Linked DNA regions of Homo sapiens: region 2 is linked to region 1. A link is a loop called in an ENCODE intact Hi-C map of the cell type or tissue named here. Cell type or tissue: HepG2. All regions are shown on one strand.

Region 1 (5,000 bases):
CAGTGGCACCATCATGGCAAACTGCAGCCTTGAACTCCTAGGCTCAATCAAACCTCCTGCCTCAGTCTCCCAAGTAGCTGGGACCACAGGCATGCACCACCATGCCTAATTTTGTTTATTTTTTTGTAGAGACAAAGTCTCACTATGTTGCCCAGGTTGGCATCAAACTCCTGGGCTCAAGTGATCTTCTCACCTTGGACCCCCAATGTGCTGGGATTACAGGTGTGAGCCACCACGTCTGGCTGAAGATGTAGATTTCTTTGAGTTTGCCAAATCCGTGACCACTGGTCCTTCTTGCTACCACCTAGAATTGTATTGCTGTCTCCCCTTCTTCTGTTCTTGCCATCGTTGAGGGTTTATTATCTAAATATGTAATGCATACATAAAACAAAATCCCTTTCCTCTAGGTTTCAATAAAGTTGGGAGATGGACTAAAATTAGAAGCCCAGTTGGGTCCGTCCTCATCTCTGAGAAATCTCTCCCTTCCTTTCCAGGCATCTCAGAACAGCCAGATGGGAGGCTGGCAAACAGCCAGATGGGAGGCTGGTAAATGGGTGCTGCCATCATCCTAGCTTTGGAGATTCCAAGTCTGCAGATGCCTGCTGGCTATGTTCATTCCATTTTGACCATTTCCCAGGCTGCTGCTGAATACTGGTTACCAGGAGAAATCGGGGGCATTGCAGAGGAGGCATTGGTCACACCTAATGGCTATTTTCTCAGCCGCACACTTTGGTTCATCCGTGGTTGAGGTCCCAAGGCGTGAGGGTTGGGGGCCCATATGGGGTGCAGCTGCAGAGGCAGAGGACGTTCTCTAATGAACTCCCCGCCAAGGTCCTCCCCGGCCCCTAATTGCCCATCAGTGGACTGAAAGCTCTTCTGAGCTTGGCGTGGCAGGGGTGGGCGTGGGGTTAATTTGACACCCCGCTCACCATCGTGCACTTGTTGTGATTACTGCTGTTTTAAAGCTGCAGCCTCTGCTGCACATAGGGTGCTTTGGCCCCTTGGGAGAGAAAAGCCACACCGCTGAGGGAATGAGTTATTTGGTAGAACATGCATTGTTTGGTGTTGGAGTCCTGCTTGCTTTTATAAAACCTCCTCAAGCCCAAAGCCACAGGCTCCCTGAGGGGAGAACTGGCTGGTGCCAAGTTTTTAAAGTTAAGCTTTTCTTCATGGCAGGATTAAAAGTTATCCTGCTTGAGCCTCTATCAGATACTGACTTTACTTGATCTTCTACATTTTTGCATGGTTTGGATTACCTGGAACTAGGAGCACTGTGGAAACACTCTTTGGAGACTCCAGTAAAGAACAAATCACTACCTGACCCTCCAGCACCGCTGAAATGATGCCTGCTTATCCTGCAGCCCTTATCTAGTAAACATAGTTGATCAATAAGAACAAAGCCAGAGAAAGGACAGGCTGCCTGGCCTGTGGTGAAAAGAGGAGGTGTTTGAAGCCAGGCCCAGATTTGAATTTTAGCTTCTTCACTTTGCAGCTGCAGCGCTTTAGCCAAATTATGGGTCCTTGTGGTGTGTTGGTCTCTTCTATCTGTAATGTCACTTGAACAAATAGTCAAGCCCTCCCAGGGTTGTTTGGGAGACTCAGTGAAGTCATGAGTGTTAAAAATGCCCAATACTAGTAAAGGGTTTTTATGAATCAACTTTTGTTTTTTTCCTTTATTTAAAGTAAAAGAGGAATGTGTTTGCTTTGGTGGTCAATCTCATTAATACCATTAATCGTTTTAAAATATTACCTAAATGTTGAAATGATAATACTTTGGATATAGTAGATTAAAAATATATATATTGTTAAAATCAATTTCCCCTGTTTCTTTTGACTTTATATATAACAGGGCTACTGGAAAATGTAACATTTTGTGTGTGGCTCATGTTATATTTCAGTTCATCAGGACTAGGTCTAGGCTAACCTTTTCCTTCCTCCCTCCTTCCCTCCTTCCTTCTTTCCTTCCTTCCTCTTTTTTTGTTTTAATTTTTTTAATTTTTGAGACAAAGTCTCACTCTGTTGCCCAGGCTGGAGTGTAGTGGCGCGATCTTGGCTCACTGCAACCTCTGCCTCCCGGGTTCAAGCGATTCTCCTGCCTCAGCCTCCTGAGTAGCTGGGATTACAGGTGCACACCACCATGCCCCACTAATTTTTTTGTATTTTTAGTAGAAATGGGGTTTCACTGTGTTGGCCAGGCTGGTCTCAAACTCCTAACTCAAGTGATCCACCTGCTTCCTTTCTTTTTTCGAGATGGGGTCTTGCCCTGTTGTCCAGGCTGGAGTTCATGGCACGACCATAGCTCAGTGTTGTGGTGGCCCAACTGAATGAGGTGAATGAATCGGTCACTTAGTCAGTCTGTTGGGGTGATGCTGGGGCATGTCAGACTTGGTGTCTGCACTCAGGGACCATGTTGTGGAGAGTACACAGCAGTAGTTGACACGTACTAAGTGAATTGTCTGGTTGGAGGTCTGGAATTTTTTGGAGATGGGAGAGATTATTGGGGTTGAGTGATCCAGGAAAGTTTCCTATAGAAGGACTTTGCGTTGGGTGGAGGCTCAAGTAGGTGGGGCTTGGTGGGGATGGCCTCCAGGTGACCTAGTAGGTTGGTATGAGCCAGCATGCAAGGGCAGGAATGTGCTGGTTGTTCAGGAAGGTGACCGGTCCATCCTGGGTGGGCAGCAGACCTGGGGATGAGGGAGTAGGGGGTCCTCATTAATAATGAAGTGACCTTTTGGATTCATTTTCCCTTGCAGCCATTTCACCCTGTGGACATGGCCTAGGCTGGCTGGAGGCCAGCATCCCTCAATGTGTGAGTGTGGGGTGGCCACTCCTGGCTTTTGGAGCAGGATGGTCCTCTATGAGTGGGATGTTCCACACACGGCAGGAGGTTTTAACATCCTTGAGTGAGTCCACAAAATGCCAGTCATGTGGCAGTCAAAAATTCCCCCCGCATTTCCACCTGGGAGTGGTACTGCCCATTTGAGAGCTGGTAGGGTAATAGGCAAATGAAGGGGGAGCTGTGTTTCTCCAAAGAGCTGTCCCCACTCTCGGACACACAAGAATTATGGGAACTACATGTGCCTTCACTCAAAAGACTCTTTGATGTGCAGCTTCAGCTTTGGGGCCCTTGGAAAATCAATAGTTGATGTAATAGCTGTTCTGTGAATTGTGTCCATTATAACCCGATACTCTCCAGTTGTGGGAAGAATCCAACAAAGTGACACAATAGTGCATGACCCTTTTGGAAAGTTACTTCATGGAAAATTACTTAGTGCATCAGGTGCAGAATCTGCAACTTTTATTTCTATTTTCTAAAATATTGCCTATTTTCAAGTCAAACCAACCAGAGCCCTTCTGATTCCTGAGTTAACTTCATGCAACAGCAGCTTCCTACAAATATTTATTGAGCGTCTGCTCGGTTCCAGGCTCTTTCCCAGGCACTGGGGATACAGAAGTGAGGAGAACAGACCTAGTCTCTGCTCCATGGCAGGGAGTCAGTCCCCCCGGTCTCATCGGGATATAATGATGGCTGTGATGGCAGACTACAGGGAGAGTATCTAACAAGGGGACCCTGCATTATGTTTTATGGAAGGCTGTTCAGAGAAGGTAGTGTTTTTAAGTGGAAATGAGAAGAATAAATGGGAGTTAGCCAGATGGGAGGGGGAGGAACGTTCCTTGCAGAGGGAACAACTCACCCAGAAGCCGATGTAGGCAGCAGCGTGGCTCATGGACATGCTCTATTGCCCTGAGCTAACAAAGTTTCCATTAGAGGTCTCCTTTGATCTGGAGTACCGAATACACAGAGCCCTGTGCCCTGCCAGGTGAAGATGGTCACATCTTTGCTGTTGGAGGCAGGTTCTGGATTTCTTCCATTCAGTGAAGCAATGGACTGGGGCGTTATCAGAGAGTCCAAAAGGTCTGTGATTTGCTTCTTTTAAAACAGGCTCAGCTCCAAAGAGGCTCCACAGGTTGGCTCTGACACCAGCCCACAGAGTTGGGGTGACTTTTGTTTTACTCATCTATGTGCTTTGGGGTGCCACTTCATTGTCACACTGTGGTGACTCCCGCACTGGGTGTGAGCCCTTTGGGGGCAGGATGTGGTCTCAGCCACCTCTGGGAGCCTGGCCCAGAGCTAACCCAGTGGTGCCCATGGAGTGGCCACACCGTGCCCCACTGAGCATCTGGGCCACCTCCATAGTGGGAGACGGGAGGCTGCTTTCCAATCAGAGCTTCCTGATTGAGCGTCTCGCTCTGTAGAGGCGTCTCTATGTTGGGGTGAAATTTCCGCAGGATAGGTTCCTAGAAAAACAATGATGAGGTCAAACATTTTATTGCCCTTGGTCAACATTTATGCTTGACTGCCATTCTGTTTCTTTCAGGGTATAGGTTTCTGGGTCCCCCCAAACTCCTGTCACTTGGCACTTAACACAGAAAAATGAAAGAACTATTGAGCTAGTTCTAATGGAAGGCGAGAATGAAAATGAGGAGGAAAGGTAACCAAAGGTTGGGCAGGGAAGGGAGAGGGCCAGCACAGGTCAGGTCTGCGACACTGGATTTAAATGCAGAAAAAATCCAAGTGGGAGGTGGTGGCATAGGGTGATGATCACACAGCTTAGAGCCCACAGCCTGGACTCGAATCTTGGCTCTGCCTCTTTGTAGCAGGGTCTCTTCCAACCTCAGAAGCCCTGTTTGCATCCCATCATTTACCTTCTACTTCCTAGTGGGCGTGGACAGGTTGCTGTCTCCCCACTGCATTGTGAGTCCTTGTGGACAGCAGCCCTGCTCTCATCCTCCTGTGTCTCCAGCACCTGGTGCTGCACCTGGTGCAGCATAGGCACTTAGCAAACAGTGGCATGAATGAATGAATGCCGGAAGCCCTGGTGCGTGTCCCGTGGGGCTGGAGGAGAGACCTGGCTCTTGGACAGTGTTCTTGCTCCTTCACAGTGTCTCCCATTCAGTCATGGACCCAGTGGGGCCTGGGCACTGAAGAGCCCAGAATG
Region 2 (5,000 bases), 220 kb after region 1:
TCTTGATCTCCTGACCTCGTGATCTTCCTGCCTGCCTCAGCCTCCCAAAGTGCTGGAATTATAGGCGTGAGCCACCGCGCCTGGCCCATCTCCAGAACATTTTCTTTATCCCAAATTAAAACTCTACCCATTAAACACTAATATTCCTTTCCCTCCAAATCCCTGGCAACCTCATTCTACTTTGTGTCTCTGAATTTAATTTTTCTAAGTACCTCATATAAGGGGAATCTGACAATGTTTGCCCTTTTGTGTCTGACTTCACTTAGCATAACGTCTTCATGGTTCATCCATACCATGGCACATGTCAGAATTTGCTTTTTAAGGTGAATAATATCCCATTATATGCATAGACCACATTTTGTTTATTCATCTGCCAATGGACATTGGGGTTGCTTCCACCTTTTGGCTGTTGTGAACAGTGCTGCTGTAAACATTAGTGTAGACATACCTGTTTGGGTCACTGCTTTCAGTTCTTTAGAGTATATACCCAGAAGTAGAATTGCTGGATTGTATGGTAATTCTGCTTAATTTTTTGGGAAGTCACCATATTGTTTTCTATAGTGACTACACTATTTTACTTTCCCACCAGTAATGCACCAAGTTCCAGTTTCTTCACATCCTCACCAATACTTGTTTTATGTGTTTTTGCTAAGAGCCATCCTAACGGATGTAAAGTGGTATCTTATTGTGGTTTTGATTTACATTTTCCTAATGATTAGAGATGTTGAGCATCTTTTAATGGCTTATTGACCATTTGTCTCTTTGGAAAATTATCTATTCAAGTCCCTTTTACCCATTCTTGAATTGGGTTTTTTTGTTGTTGAGTTTTAGAAGTTCTGTATATATTCTGGATGAGAGTTTTATAGTTTTAGCTCTTACACTGGGTCTTTGGTCCATTATGAGTTAGCTTTCGTACAGAAGCTTCTCTAGTCATGATGGAGTTATGTCCCAGTAAACCCATCGTAAGTTGAAAATATCTTAAGTCAAAAATGCATTTGCCCCAGCGCAGTGGCTCACACCTATAATCTCAGCACTTTGGGAGGCCAAGGTGGGCAGATTGCTGGAGCTCCAGAGTTCGGACCAGTCTGGGCAGCATGTCAAAAGCTCATCTCTATAAAAATACAATTCGCTGGGTGTGGTGGCACATGCCTTTAGTCCCAGCTACTCAGGAAGCTGAGGTCGAAGATCATCTGAGCCTGGGGAGGTCAAGGCTGGGCTGAGCCATGATCATGCCACTGTACTCTAACCTGGGCAGCAGAGTGAGACCTTGTTTCAAAAAAAAATTATTCAATCCACCCAACCTACTGAACATCATAGTTTTGCCTAGCCTAATGTAAATGTGCTCAGAACACACATTAGCCTACACTTGGGCAAAATTATCTAACACAAAGCCTGTTTTATTATTTTTATTTTTTTGAGATGGAGTCTTGCCCTGTTGTCAGGCTGGAGTGCAGTGGTGCAATCTTGGCTCACTGCAACCTCCGCCTCCTGGGTTAGAGCGATTCTCCTGCCTCAGCCTCCCAAGTAGCTGGGACTACAGACGTGTGCCACCACGCCCAGCTAAGTTTTGTATTTTTGGTAGAGATGGGGTTTCACCATGTTGGCCAGGATGAGCATTGATCTCTTGACCTCGTGATCCCCCTGCCTCGACCTCCCAAAGTGTTGGTATTACAGGCGTGAGCCGCTGTGGGCTGTGTGGGGGGAACCGGCTAGGTCCTCAAAGTATGGTTTCTACTGGATGCATATCAGTTTTGCACCATCAGAAAGTCAAAAAGTCATTAAGTTGAGCCATCATACGTTGGGGACTCTCTGTGGTATAAGGTAATGGTCCAGCCTCATTCTTTTGCATGTGAATATCCAGTTTCTCCAGCACCATTTGTTGAACCCTCACATTTTTCTAGTGCTCTTCTGTTGAAATGGTGCTCTGCAAACAGTCCCTCCACCCATCTCAGCTGCCCAAACGAAAAGCTTACCAAGGGTCATCCTTGGTTCCTGTCCTTCCCTCGTAGTCTTGCATCCTGTCAGTCGTCCGTCAGCAAATTCTGTTGATTTGGCCTCCTAGATAAAGTGTAATCCCCTTTCCACTGCCAGCACCCTGATCGAACAACCATTGCTTTTACCTGGACTGTGTCACAGCCTCCTAACGGGTCTTCCTGCTTCCACCCTTTTCCCCTCTCTGATCTGTTTTCCACATTGTAGCCAGAATAGTTAAAATAGAAATCAAAATAGAACTAAACTCCTCCCATGGCCTACAAAGCCTGTGTGATCCGGCCCCTCCACGGCTGAGTCGTCTCAGTGTGCTTTAGTCACGAGGGTCTTGCTGGTTTCACTGAGCACTAAGCTCATCCTAGTACAGAGTTCAGGGGAGGCTCTGGGGTCGGACTTCGTGTGTGTGAAGCCTTCTCTGTCACTTGACTGTGTGACCTTGGACAAAATGCTTTGTTTCTGTGCACTCTACAAGTGATGATAGTAATAACTGGAACCCAGAGGGTGGTCATGAGGATTAAGTGAAAGGATACAGGGAAGGTGTTTGGTGCAGAGCTGGCATCCAGAAAACACGCATCTTTAATGGAAATGTGTTGGCATGGTTGGCTCCTATCATTCAGGGTCCCATTCAACTACTGCTCAGAGGACATCCCGTATTAATATAAGGTAGCCCCCCATAACTATCATGGATTTAACATTGCACTCTATCACCTTGTCTCTAGCTGTCCCCCACATGATACTAGAAGGGATGCTCCATGAGGGTAGGACCTCGTCCTGCTTCCTGCTGTAGATCAGTACCCAGCACACAGCCTAAATTTGACAAAATGAATATATGGTCAGTTATCTAACCCATGTGGCTAAACCAAACTTAAAGAACATTGTATCACCACAGGACCAAAAATGATTTGTTTTTATATTTTGCCTCTCTGACCCTAAAGCCAACCATTTTCAGAAGTTAGCATTGGAGGTCGGCAATCATCTTCAGGGTGCTGAGTGGAGAGGAGCCAGGAGCAACATACACACACGTGTGTGCACATTATCCCTTTACACATTTACTCAAAACCTATGCTGAGCTCTGTGCCCCTGCCTGATTCATACCTCCCTGACCTTGCTCGTAGGGCCCCACAGTTTGGATTGGGCGTTCACACTTACTCATCCCGATCTTTGGGCCTGAGATCTCAAAGCTCCAGTTTATCTGCACATTCTCCCCTAACTTTGGAAATTATCACAACCCTAGTGCCACTGTAGTCAGTCACCTTGCCCTTCCCTGGATCAGGGAGAGAGGGTTTGGAGAACTTGATAGCTGAATCTCAATAGTATAGGTAGTAAGCTTTTCATTGTTTTTTAATTTTAATTATTTTTTAAGGCAGGGTCTCACTTTGTCACCCAGGCTGGAGTGCAGTGGTGCGAACACGGCTCACTGCAACCTCAACGTCCTGGCTCAAGTGATCTAGCTCAGCCCTCCAAGTAGCTGGGACTACAGGCGTGCACCACCACACACAGCTAATTTTTGTTTTATTTGTAGAGATGGGGTTTTACTATGTTGTCCAGGCTGGTCTCGAACTCCTGGAGTCAAGCCATCCGCCCACCTCGGCCTCCCAAAGTGCTAGGACTTCAGGAGTAAGCTTTTTTTTAAGAATATTTTTCCTATAGGAACTACAACCACATGGTTAAAATAAAAACACCTAAAAATGTACAAAAAGCTCTACCATGAAAAGTATTTCTCTTTGTGTAGTACTTTTCCTCAAAGGCAACCAATGTTACCTAGTTTCTTTGAGTATTTTTTTCAGAAGTTTTACACAAATAAGTGACTGGCTATGTCCTTACTGCTTTTACATGGTAGCACACTCAGCACACTTCTACCTATTGCTTTTTTAGCTAACTTATTTGAGAATATTCCATATGAAATTTTCGGATTTTTTCTTTATAATTGAAGTTAAAACATACAGTAATATGCATAAAGTGCACTAATCTTAATACATGTAGCTCAGTGACTTTTTACGTATGTATATGTGTCTGTGGACACACACTTGTAAAGCCAACTGTTTTCTCTGTAACATTCACATACTATTTCATTGTATGGAGGTTCCCTCACTGGTTTAGCTTATTCTCTGTTAGATATTTGTAACGTTCTCACATTAATTTGTCAGGAGCAAAGGTGTAGCTAGTACCCTCACACATACTTCCTTGTGCATATGGAGGAAGACCATGTATCTTGGGCACTAATACAGGCTCATAATTCTGAAGTCCAAAACACACTGAAAATCAGGTTTCCAGAACTTACTTAGCAGCAACACCTGACCTCTACTGAGTTGAGCCTATATATAGTCTCTATCCCATTTAGCGTGGCTAATCCTAGGTTTGGCAACAGCAATATTAACATGCCTCATTACTGGTCCTGCTGCAGATGCTGCTGGGGCCATCACCTAATAGATGGCTTACACACTGAATTTTCTAAAATTCAGAAAACTCTGAATTGCCAAACACATTGGTCTCAAGGCAAGGATTTTATATAGGGACTTGCGGCCCACCTAGCTAAGATTTGTCAAACATGTAATAAGTGCCATGTCTGTGCTCAACGTTTTATCTGTTTTATGCCATTCACTTCTCAAGGCAATTATGAAAATGGTGGTTTTTGGAGGAACGTGGCTCGTAGAGATTCTGATTGAGGACTAGAGTCAGGACGCCTGGTTTCCAGCACTGTGGAATTTGGGCAAGTTACTTAACCTATTTTAGTCTCATAACCTTGCCTTTACTATGAGGAGCCAAGAATCATTCAGATTAAATGAGAGTTCACGTAAAACGCTGGGTGCAGTGCCCTGACAGTTGTCCATAACAAGTGCTAATTGTCGCTACAATCCTCACTTTAGAGATGGGCAAAACGAGGTATGGAGAAGTGAAGTAATTTGCCTGAGATCCCAGTAAGAGGGTTGAACCCATGTCCATCCAAAACAAAAGCATTTGAACCGTCATCCAAGAATTTCCCGGTTTATGTGGGTCTTTTGAAAGAAAGG

What was found. A loop is a pair of places that touch in the nucleus more often than their neighbours do. Peaks named below come from ENCODE experiments on the same cell type or tissue, not always from the same donor. Only the 100,000 strongest peaks of a DNase experiment are listed, where the experiment ranks them.
Region 2: it touches region 1 in a loop (35-fold over the local background); 1 of 110 quality-filtered maps calls a loop at or near these places.

Annotation. Positions count from the first base shown.
Region 1 is chr14:95,299,300-95,304,299 of GRCh38, reverse strand. The region is part of intron 1 of CLMN (calmin); the gene reads left to right. Among named protein-coding and RNA genes, the nearest start is that of CLMN, 18 kb to the left of the region's middle. RefSeq lists an enhancer at 813-1,314. In HepG2, no CTCF peak of the experiment used is centred here; DNase peaks (open chromatin) are centred at 3,119 and 3,789; H3K4me3 peaks cover 839 bases.
Region 2 is chr14:95,079,869-95,084,868 of GRCh38, reverse strand. No RefSeq gene overlaps it. Among named protein-coding and RNA genes, the nearest start is that of MIR3173, 56 kb to the left of the region's middle. In HepG2, no CTCF peak of the experiment used is centred here; no DNase peak of the experiment used is centred here.